Regions from separate parts of the Mus musculus genome. Here region 1 is linked to region 2. A link is a loop called in an ENCODE intact Hi-C map of the cell type or tissue named here. Cell type or tissue: gastrocnemius. All regions are shown on one strand. Links, peaks and the distances in the headings refer to the core of each region. The heading gives the core; the rest is flanking DNA.

Region 1 (6,069 bases), core at 855-4,854, 340 kb after region 2:
TTTATTAAATTGTCTGAATTCTGACTTGTGAAAAAGTTCTATGGCATTTACTGGTTTTCTCATTAATTCATGGTTAAATATAAACGCTCTCATCTGTGTTGCCTTTACATTTTCCTCAGTCAGGATTTTTGCCTTTTAAATGTTACTTTTCCCCTAAAGTTAGGATCCAGGGTGAGAGCAGGAACCCAAGATGACAACCAGGGCAGGCTCTGTGGAGCATCTGACCCTAAGGCTGGGAGTGCCAGAGACTGGCTACGCTAGCCAGGTCCTATAACTCAAGAAAGATCCTTTTACCATCTGACAAGTAGAGAAAACATCCCACACTCCCTGTGGGATGATGAGAGAGTCACTAGGAGAATTGAGTCAAAAGTGTCAGCCCCCAGGAGGGCGTCTGTGGACGGAGACAGAGCAAGCATGAGATGTAGCGGTTTCTGTTCCCCTGTTTAAGCCACTGATGTCTAAACCGTTTGCTCTTGCCTTCACCCCACCCACTCTTCCCACCGTAGCTGCTGTTCCTTCAAACCTGGAGCTGCCATGTCATTTCCAGCCCTCCGGGGGCTTCTCACCAGTCCTGGATAAACTATACAGCCTTTCTTTGTCCTACATAAACCTGTGGCTTATGCTCCACACTCAGCCATACTCTTGTTGCTACGCTACACTCTGATCATTGGGTGCCTCGGGACCTTGTCATTGGCTATTGACTTGCCCAGAGCATTGCAATTCCATCTCTTCTTTATTCCACTGGCTTCTCTTTATGTTAATTGAAAGTTGACCCTTTCAGAGTAACCATCCCTGCCTATTCTTCCTAAAATATATTTAGCATTTTTCCCTCTCTGAGTAGCTTGCTCTCAAAACATTCCCCAGAATGAAAATCTATTAGCGTATTATCTATCTCCTCATTTAACTATGTTTGGAACTAGCATGACTCCCTTCCCGCCAATCCTTGTATGCTTAAAGGGCGGGTCACTGATCCATCACAGTATTGGGAGGTGATAGAATCTTCAGGAGGCAGAGCTTAGTGGGGAAAAGTTAGGTCACTGGCAGCTCTCCCTTGAGGAGAATATCTGGGATCCCAGGTTCTTCCTATGTCTACGTCTATCCCAGCTACCACAAAGTAAGCAGTTGGTATGGACTGGTCTTCTGCCCTAAACTCTTCCTTCTTTTAAGTTGATTATCTCTGCTATTTCACCACAGTAATAAAGAGTTGACTAACACAAACTGCATCAACAGAGACTGCTTCTCTTGGGTTCACCCTCCTGCCTGGTACCTCCTAGGAGCTTAGTTCATATTTATTGAAAAACGAATGGGGGGGGGATCTCAAGATTGTGGAGTTGGCTTCAAGTCTAAGTGGCCTGTGTAGCATTTGTGAACCAGTGCAATGAGTCAGAATGTCTAGCACATTCAGAAGATGGTAGCCAAGAAGACAAACGCCCAAGCTCCCAAGGCATAGCCTCAGAGCCGCCTTCAGGAACAGAGCCCCTTAGAAGTGTTCTGCCAAGAGAAAAGCACATAATAACAGATCTTCTCACCAACACTTCATTCCTTAACTCCAAAGACAGCAAACCCCCTTACGAGAACAGCCCTTCCTATTGAGAATTCAATGTTGCCCAGATATATAAGGCTGCATCTGTGGCCCAGGGCTACATTTGAATCAGATGAAAGAAACACCCAACTGGAATTCAAGAATATTTCAACAGCATGATAGGGGAGAAAATCCCAGGCAATCTCACAGGACTTTACCCGCCTAGGTTTGCTGCCGGGTATCCAATTACACAGCTCCTTCCACACAAGCTTGCCCTTCTTAATCAGTGCCGAAGGGCACAGCTTCCCTTCCAGAATTTCTTGTGACGCTGTGCCCGTCCGCTCCAATGACTTCAGCACAACCTTCCCCCACCCCCATCCCCACCCCTTGGGATCACTCCACCAGCCCCTGGGCACTGCTGGCTGAGTCTCACATCGAATGAGAAGAGACACTGGGAACCTGCGATGCTACCCACAAGCAGCCGACTCCTGATGCACGCATGCCTCTGCCTTCTCATTTTCTCTCTCAAAGATGTGAGCTCTGGAGGCTGTGGCAGCCAATAGCTATTCCCTGTAAATGTGTCTGATTTGGGAAAAAGCCAAGAAAGACTTCACCTTGTGGCTGACTTCCAGCCTTCTTTAGATCAGTTGCTGTTCCCAAAGGTCCCCTGGAAGTCCTTTTACCAGGCAATGGTGCCAAGGAGACACTTGCTAAGGGCAGGGTGTGTGTGAGTATTCTGCTACAACCAGGAGAGGCTCATTACAGCTACTCAGATCACGAATGGCTCTCTTGAAGTATTTTACACGGACAGAAGTTTTTTTCTCTCCACACGTATCAATTGGCCGTCTACACTGAGACTTTAAATTTAACTTTTGCCAGCCAAGGCTCCCCACCTGTGCAGCTGCCCTGTCCCCGCCCATGGGGTTCTGACTCCAAATTACCCAGTCTCTCTTACCATTCTGAAACTCTCTCATCCAAAAGCCCCTCTTCACCCAAATGGATTAACCTCTTAAAACTCAGAAAACCACGCATAGGAAATGACGGCCATGCTTTAATTTTTTTTTTCTTCAGAAATATTCTTGTGGCCAAAAATAGAACATTTTCCATTCTGGGAAATGAGTAGCATCCATGGGAATTGAAGTAGTGCTTCTTGCTTCTCTAGAAAATTCTTGCCAAACACACACACACACACACACACCACACACATGTGACCTGCATACAAAAGCCACTTCCAAATTCTAAAAAGTTGCTTTCTGTAGGGATGGCTATGGTCAAAAGTTCTGTGCTTATTTTCTAGTCAAGAAAGCTGTCAGGAAAGGAGAGGCATGTGAACTTCAAGAAGCCTTTATAAAATAAATATGACCTAGTCCAGCTTAGAGATTTGGGAACTAGCCTCCTCATGCCGACCATAAACTCAGAATTCCTCTCAAGACTCTCCAAAGCTTCCCTGAGAACCAAGTTGACCGCCTTTATTTCAGCCAGTCAGCACTGGATGACCTGCCCTGAGCTCTAAGTTTACTTAACAGTATTATCACAAAGGGTGGTTTTGGGAAGTTATTTTTGACCTCCAATACTTAACGAGATCTATAGACAAAGTCAGACTTGGATAAATGTCAAAACAACTGAAATACAGAAATTACGCTACTGGCACCAGAAATTTCCACTTTTAGCTGTTTTCAAACACCCTTCTCAGCATTTCCAAACTTCCTTTCATAGAGTCCCACAGCTACAATGACATTTCAGACTTTGGGCGGTGTTTTGTTTTGTTTTGTTTGATTTGCTTGCTATGCAGCCCTGCCTAGCCTGGAATGCTGTATGTAGAGCAAGCTGGCCTCAAAGTGGAGATCTGTTTACCCCTGCCTTCCAGCTGCTAGGATTAAAAGGTGGGCATTACCACACCTAGCTGCATTTCAGAGTTTTATATTTAAATACGTAACCTGTGGAATATCCTCTTCCCTCCCAACCAGAGACTGGCTTAGCTAGGAAGTCTGAAGGGCTGGGTTTTAATATGCAGCTGGTAAGAATTTACTGGTGAGGAAAAAAAAAAAAGAAAGGCCCTTTAAAATAGCTGGATCTATTACTGACACCATCTGTAGGAAAAAGCAATATGCCAGTCATTGGGTGAATTGGATGGCAGGGTAGCAAAATGGATGCAGACAGATTGGCCCATGAGGCCATGGACAGATGAGAATGGAAAGACAATGAGTGTGATGGGGAGAACAAGAGGAAGGTGATGTAGGTTTGTGTCAAAAGAGCAGCTGGATTATGTGGGGCTACTCTGAACGCCTGTTACTTTGCTGCTAAGTGGAGGCCATCATTTCTCATGGAGGCATGTGCAGATTAAATGAGCTAATATAGGAGATGCTGAGGTACTGAGTTTCTGCTTTCAACAGATGAGAGGAGAAAGAAGAGAATAGCTATTATTACCAAAAGACAAACATGTTACACATTTCTATCGCAGACGTTGCTCAGCAATTAGACCTCTCAGGTGTATTTCCTTGAATTGTTTTTCTTAGAACACACAGAAGCTTAGGAAACCTGAGGAATCGGTGAGCTACTGAGTGTCAGACTCCACGGTAACAGTTCAGACACTAAGGTGTCCTTGAAACAAGGTGTCACCAACCACTGAACGACAAAAGGGAATTAACAGATGCTGATTCGTCACAACCGCACTCTCGGCTTCTCTTACCCCATTAGCAACACTGTCCGAGCAAGCCTTGAGGATATCCATATGTAGTGTTGAGGATATCCATATGTAGTGTTGAGGATATTTGTGTGTAGTGCTGAGTATAGCCTTCATGATATTCATATGTAGTGTTGAGTATAGTGTCGAGGACATTCTTATGTAGTGTTGCTCAGACTAGCTTCCTGAATCTACTGGAGTGCCTTCCACCAGCCCACCATCTTGTTCCAGGGTGGTTATCCAACATATGCTCTCTGTTCCCGCCTATCTGCATTTGCCAAAGTTGTCCGCTCATCTGGAATCCTCTTTCCTCCTTTGGTGCAGTGAAGCTAGCCAGTATGACAGTGGTGTGCACCCTTTCCTTCCTCCTGTCCACCATCCCATGAGACGAATTGCCCTCTGCTGCCCAGACATACACACAGTAAATACACAAATCTCCTTATGGCGTAACACCTTACTGTGTGCCCAAAAGATGACATTTTTGAAGTGCTGATTTTCCTGTACGTGTTCTCAGTTGGAAAGAGGGTCTCTACAGAGACAGGTTAAAATGAGGGCATGGGTAGACGCTAAGGTTATGTAACTGTGTTTCTTAAGGAAGCCTGCATTCGGTTACTGAAAGAGATATGCAGAGTGGGGACTGGGAAAGCCATGCAGAGGCAGAAGATTGGTGCAACTGCAAACTAAAGATTGTCAAGGCTCTTTCAGCAAGCCAGAAGAAGCCAAAAGTGTGGCATTGAGCAGATAACCCTCTGAGCCCTGAGGAATCCCATCCCGGTGACAGCTTGACTCCTGATTTCCAGATCTGCCTCTGTAACTGAGTCATTTGAATCTCAGTGCTCTCTGTTGCCACGCCTGTTGGAATCCAACCCATACCTCAGCTGTGTCTGGTTTCCATAGGAGATCCCTGAGGTAAAGAACTGAGTCTCTCTTGTGTCTTACATCATCTGGCAGGTAAAGGGCTCTCTTTGCTCTCAGTTCTCACTAAATTACCCCCAGGAGTGCACAATGTGAAACACTGGCTTGTAGGCTGGTCGAACTCACCACCTCCTTTGGTAAGTAAAGTTTTGTAAGAACGCAAACACATTCATACTGTCTAAGGCTGGTTTTATTCTAAAGCAGCTATAGCTAGTTAGTGGCAGCTGAAACTATACCATCTACAATGCCTAAAATACTTATTTAAAAAAATTACTACTGACCATTGGTCTGAAAGAAAGCACATAAATGAACAGTCATAGACTAAAGCAAGTTCTGGGACATTTCACAAATAAATGCAAAACAAGAGATGATGGACTGAATCAGCCCTTAAGATGATATTTGGACACTGAGGAAAAAATATTTATTTATTCATTTATTTGTTTGTTTTGTTTTGTTTTTGTTTTGGCTTTGTTTTTTTTTGTTTGTTTGTTTTCTTTTGTTTTGTTTTGTATTTTTGAGACAGGGTTTCTCTGTGTAGCCTGGGTTGCCCTGGAACTCACTCTGTAGACCAGGCTGGCCTCAGAGATCCGCCTGCTTCTGCTTCCCAAGTGCTGGGATTAAAGGCATGCGCCACTGCCATCCAATTTCTGAGAAAAAAATTATTTGGTAAAAGCAAAATACATAATGTAGTCACCCAACTGTACTGTTGGACTCTCTGGACTGTTCATGTTGGCTGATACTAGTGGTTCCTGAGTGGCTGAGCAGAAAGGTGAAGCCAGCCCACGGAGGCTAAGGTGGGGTCAGAAAGCAGAAACACTAGAGGTTCCCCTCCATGGGCTAGTGGCATGGCTATTCCAAAAAACAAACAAACAAACAAACAACCCAAAAAACAAAAACATCTTCCCTGCTGAGCAGGCTTAGAGGTGTAATCGGGATTTGACATGGTAAA
Region 2 (6,069 bases), core at 694-4,693:
CAATAATGATGATGATGATGATGATGGTGGTGGTGGTGGTGGTGATTATGATGTAGTACAGTTTCCCTAGGCTTATAGTTAGCATCTTAATGGTATATTTGTATACCAGTTCACTTTGGGTTTATATTAACTTTAATATTATACAAACTCTTTCCTCCTGTTTATTCTCTGCCCCTTCCCTGGTGCTTTTATGGTCATACAAACCACACATTTAATATGTTATATACATACCAATGTAAATTTATATTTATTGCTTTATGAACCTGTCTTTTAAATATGATAATTACAAATATACCTATACTTTCTTTTTAGGATTTATTTTATTTTTATGTTGAAGGCTACACTAGGGAGCTGCTGCAAGAATTATTTTACTTTTAATTATGTGTATGTCGGGGGGGTTATTAGGTACCTGGGGGCAGGTGTCATAGAGGCCTGATCACTCTCGAGCTGACATGATAGAATTATAGGCCATTGTGAGCCACCTGGTAGACGCGCTGGTAATCAACCTCGGGACTTCAAGAACAGCACACACTCTTAACTTGTGAGCCGTCTTTTCAGTTCCCTAGTTATGCCTTCTTTTTTATTTACCTACAGTTTATATTTGCTAGTGGGTAGTGGTAAAAATAACTGTGTTTGTTGTTGTTGTTGTTGTTGTTGTTGTTGTTGTTCCTTTTAGCCTCAACTTACTGTCCCTCATCCTTTCATATGTACCTAAAGAATTCTTTTAGTATTGTTTGCAAGGCTGGCCTACTGCCAATGAACTGCCTCTTAGTTCTATTAATCTAAATGTGTCTTGGTCTCGTCCTCACCTTGAAAGATAGTTTTACTGGACATAGCTTTCTTAGTTGGTATGTTTTTATTATTTTTATTTCACCGTTTTAAGTATTTTAACTATTCTGTTCCCACAGCTTCTGAGGGGAAGCCGGTGAGGAACTTTGAGCATAAGCCACTTTTCCTTTGGTCCACCAAGATTCTCTTTATCTTTAGCTCTTGGTAGATAGAGTACAGTGTGTCTACACGTGAACCTCTGCATATTGATTTCACAAACTGCCAGTTTTCACTACATTTAGAAAGTTTCTGCTATTACTTCATCCATTCTCCCTGCTCCCCTAGCTCTCCTATCCTTCCGCGACTTCCTTTCAGACAGACTAGACTGTATTCCCTGACTCTTGAGACGCTGTTCAGCCCCCTTTGTTGGCTCTTTCTTATCCTCAGCATCCGTGATGCTAACTGGCCTTCCCTGGAGTTGACCGCTTGCTCTGTCTGTAGAACTACCCGGATCTGCTACCGAGGCCTTTAGTGAACTTTTCATGCCTCTTACTTCGCATCTCAGCTCTAGACTTTATATTTGACCTTTAAATAATTTCTCTATGCTTATCTCTACTTATGGAGAAACTGCTCTCATATTTTCTTCACGTGTGGTTACATTTAGCTCTTTGAACATAAGAACAGAGATTTAAGTCTCTATCTAGTCCCTACCTACATCCTGACTCCTTTAGGGTAGTTGTATTGACTGCTTTCATATTGATGGTGCAGTGTTTTAATTTTCTGAGAATAGTCACTAATTTTGTTGAACAGTACAATTAAAATAATATCACATGGAGGGAGACTCTTGACATTTGAGCATCTCACTGCAGCACGGCTAATGTTTCTGTTGGTGACGATTACTTCATTCTAGCTGTCACTATCACAGGTAGCCACCATGGTCTCTGATACTTAACTTAGCATTCAGCTAGTGATTGGACCAGGAGCTCACTAATGACACAGTACTTTCCAAGGAGTTCTATGTGCATTTGGAGAACACCCTGAACACTCCATGTCAGAAGGAAAATTTGCTTTAGCCTTCCTTTTCTGCTTTCATAGGGCCATAAGATAAGGCAAAACAAAGTTTTGGATTCTCTCTGAGGACTCACACAACAGTAGGTGTGTGCTCACCTCCGTATTTAACAGGTGCCCATGCCATCTTGCCCCACGTTTTCCTGTAACCTTTGCAAAGCCCTGATGTGCATCAGTCAGCACTGCCCACCTCAGGTAGCTGTGATGTTAATCTCTGTGCATCCTTTCTACAGTTGATTGGAATTCATCTCCATGGGGAACAGTGACAGTCAGTGAGTTCTGAGTCAACGCATACAGGCAGTGCTGTGCGTGGTATGTTCTCAGGGAGCCATCAAGCAGGTCAGAAGATGACAGTTCTATGGGAATGGAGCTTAAGAGTCCTCGCTTTGTTCTACTATTCATGACTGTAGGAAGGCAGTTTTCAGGGTTATTATAAAGCTGGAGATGGAGTGCTGATAATAAAACAGTAGAAATCCACCACCACTCCCAGGTTTATTCATACTCACAAATACTCATCTGTGTTCTGTGATCAATACTCTCCTAACTGCTGCAAGCCTCCAGTTCCCTGTAAGGGTTCTGAGAAGTCCCTTCTGGCCATTTTGTTTGTTGTGGGTTGGGTTTGGGTTTGTTTTCAGTAGTTGATTGCTCCATGCAAGAAAAGTGTCTAGCATTTGTCTCTGCTGGTTTCCTTCATTGTTGTGTATTATAGCAAGCATTTTGACAACAATCTTTACTGTACTAAAATGAAATTCATTGATAATATTACCAAGGCAAACAGACATTCTCAGAAGGATTGCTGTAATTTGTCTAATTGTAAAGAAAGAAAGAGGTCAGCCCCGTTTGTGGGCTTGCTTTGAATTTCGACATTCCAAATGACATGGCTACAGTTGTGTCTTCCAGAGCCCTCCAGACCCATCTGTGGGCAGAGATCCTGACGCTAGCATTCTCAGAATGCTAGTGCTACTACAGAAACAATGTGCATTCTGCCCTCACTTTATGTCAGATTCGCATTCCTTAAAAAAAATAACTGGAAAGTAATTGGATTTGTGTTTGTCTGTTTTGCCTTGATGTAAAACTGAATTTGGTCCTGGTCACAAGGCATTGCAGACAGGTTTTTTGACTGTGTAAATAATTGTTGGAGCAGCAGCACAGTGCGGAACTTCCCTTTGGATAGCTCCCTCCTGAGACCAGCCCCTCACACCTGGCCCTTAGAATCTTTCCAAACTCCCGCTAGGGGGCAGTACTACTCTTTGAGAGATTTAGATCGGCCTGCTGTACAGGAGCCCTGGGTCCTTTTGTTTTTTGTTTGTTTTGTTTTCTCTTTTTCTTGTCTTTTAATTTGGGGTGCACCAAACCCAAAGATTCAATTGTAATGCAATCAGCTGGTTGAATGCATCTGTACTATATCCATAGCTTATTTCTACTGTCTGACTTTTAGGAAATTTTAAAACAATCACTAAATAATTTGAGGACATGTTGATAGATATTTAAATACTCATTTGTCTTCTTTTCAATTTTTTTTTTACTGCATTGAAATAAACAAATATGGAAACTAATCTACTCCGATAAATGTTACTTCCCTCTGTCTTAAGACCATGGTTGCTTAAAGAACAGCCCTGACATCTTCCAGGGGTTGGATCGCCCAAAAGTCTGATTTCTTTTTAAGCAGGATCTCGTTTGGTGTGTAATCCAGATTGCCTAAAAGAAAAAAAAAAAAAACAAGAAAGAAAAGAAAGAAAGGAAAGAAGAAAGAAGGAAAGGAAAGGAAAGGAAAGGAAAGGAAAGGAAAGGAAAGGAAGAATGACATGGCTCTACAAAGAAGTACTGAAGTCGTGACCTGGTGCACAGAACCAGTTTTGAAAGCCTTGCCATTCTGTCAGCTGCATCAGCTCTAGTGGGGATATAATGACACAAGTCCTGCTTATTCTTGGTGAGCCACAGCCAACTCTTGCTCCTCTGTTCTGATCATGTTTGTAAATATAGCTATGAGTGTTGTAGTTACCATCATCTTTAATCTGACCTTTGATATAATACCTAGTCAGTCAGCATTGCAAAGTAATATAAATCCCATGGCTCCTGTGTTTCATTCTAAATACATAAAAGGATAAACAGATAAGGGAAGATGGAAGGAGGGAAAGAGGGCGCGAGGGACAGAGCTAGGGAAGAAAGGAAAGAAGGAAGAAAAATTTTAATTCCACCAGAGGGCATCGTGACAATTTTCACTTGCAAAAGAAAATGTAATGGGGCAGCTAAAAAATTTCCAAAATTGGAATGTTGAAATAAATGGGCATAATTAAAGCAACAATACTTTGACCAAGGCGTTGGCTCAATTATGACTTTAAAATCCCAATAGGTTGATGCATTTTGCTAAGGATATGTTTATCCCTCAGAGACACAATTTGGGCAAATAAAAAAAAAGTTGACAACTTATATGACCAGTGGGTGGTACCTATGCATTGTTACCATGCCCCAGGCCTAGGTCTAAACAAGATTTTCCTCCCCCCACTTTCAGAAATTATGTTAGGAATTTCACAGAACTTTCTAAATGATGGTAGCTTATTAGCAATCATGACTTTGAAAAGAATTACAGAACAACAGACTGTCCTACAGGAGCCCTGTCCCTAGTTGTTGGTAGAGAGGTGTCATGGAACACCAAACATGCTAAAGCTCTGGTTGCTCATTCATTCATTCATTCATTCATTCAACACAGCTATCAAGCACCCACTAAGCACTATGCACTACTTTCCTGGGTGGTGTGTGAAATCCTAGGTTTTAACTTCATAGAGCTTCATAGTAAAGAGACATATAAAAGGAGGGCTAAGCAGTCAAATAAAAACAATCTTTTCAGTTGAGAAATCACAGGAAGTCAATAAAAAGAATTCATATAAGAAAATAACAGGGAACTTAGATCAGCTTGTAGGAAAAGCCACGTGAGCCTGAAGTCTGATGACATGAAGACAAGAACAGCACTGGAGAGAGAGGTTCTGCTCTAGAGCCACAAAGGAGGCCACCATGTGTCGAGCAATATGCCCTGGGCATAGGCACTTACAGTGAACTCAGGCTGGGCCCTGCTAGAACCCTTGAATGTCATTTTTAGTGTAATGTTTAAGCATTTGACATATTCCAGAGAATTGACTGGGCGGGAAGAAGATGAAGTTAGGGAAGCGAGGGTATAAACACAAAACCACAGCTGGAGCAATGAACTGAAACCCCAGTCGAACAGTACAGTGGCTCCGAGGAGAGTATGGCGGCCAGCGATATGGCATAAGCACCTGGCTTCAGGGTTTTAGAAGTGACAGCTACAGGCCTTACAGAGGCATCGCATATGGGAAGAAAGTTGAAACAAAAATGATCTGCGCATTTATAGCTGAACAACTGGGGGACAGATGATTATGCTGTTGTTGGCACTGTGAGCCATCCCGGGTAAATAAATGATTGCACTGAGCACTCAAGATGCAAGCCTCCTTTCTACCACACTAGCCGTTCTTCCTAATGTGCATGGAGATATTTCTTGAGCGATGATTTCAACCTCTGTGTAGCAAAGGGCAGTGAGCCCTACGCCCTTTCTGCATCTCCCACTAAACTGTAGCTGATGTGGCTGCTGGTGGTCTTTTCTGTGATCAGAGGATTAGCTCAATTCCTCAGGATAACTCCAAATTATTCTCTCCAGAGACTCTGTGGTGTCAACAGCCCTGGATTAGAGACCGGTGACCTCAGCTTTTTTCTTACTCGCTGTGTAACCTGGGGAATGTCATTTCACTTCTGCAATCCTTGAAGGTCCTTCTGAAGACAGTGTCAGTAATTTCAGGGAGCCTAGTTTGTAAAAACTGTAAGCAGCTACATAAATAGTGATTCTTGTTCTCATTGTCGTCTCAGCTGCCACCTTTGTTACAAATAACCTGTCATTCATTTTGCCCTGTTCGCTTCCCTTTGCTTCTTGCCTGCTTCTTCTACCTCCTGTCCTTTCTGCCAGATAAATTTGCTTCCCTGCAAAAGGCTGATTATTTGGAGACATCATCACTAGCCAATCAGAGCTCAGCATTCCGGCTGGCTGGTAAGCCAATCAGATGCAAGCTCCAGGTCTTCTTTCAGTGTTGCTAGGGTTTCAGGTCTACTTCTAAAAACTGGCTTGCTTGCTGCTGGTTCATTCTGTCCTTCTCTCCCTCCATCCCCCCCCCCCCCCCCATCCCCTTGCTCTCCAAACCCTTCCCTTTCCCTCCTCCCCTCTTTTGG

What was found. A loop is a pair of places that touch in the nucleus more often than their neighbours do. Peaks named below come from ENCODE experiments on the same cell type or tissue, not always from the same donor. Only the 100,000 strongest peaks of a DNase experiment are listed, where the experiment ranks them.
Region 1: it touches region 2 in a loop (2.2-fold over the local background); 1 of 42 quality-filtered maps calls a loop at or near these places.

What each region holds. Positions count from the first base shown.
Region 1 is chr19:32,881,744-32,887,812 of GRCm38, reverse strand. No RefSeq gene overlaps it. Among named protein-coding and RNA genes, the nearest start is that of Gm36774, 46 kb to the left of the region's middle. In gastrocnemius, for the core only: no CTCF peak of the experiment used is centred there; no DNase peak of the experiment used is centred there; H3K4me3 peaks cover 836 bases; H3K27ac peaks cover 3,599 bases.
Region 2 is chr19:33,224,193-33,230,261 of GRCm38, reverse strand. It overlaps the pseudogene Rnls. Among named protein-coding and RNA genes, the nearest start is that of Mir3970, 70 kb to the right of the region's middle. In gastrocnemius, for the core only: CTCF peaks have their summits at 3,064 (motif pointing right) and 4,013 (motif pointing right); a DNase peak (open chromatin) is centred at 3,062.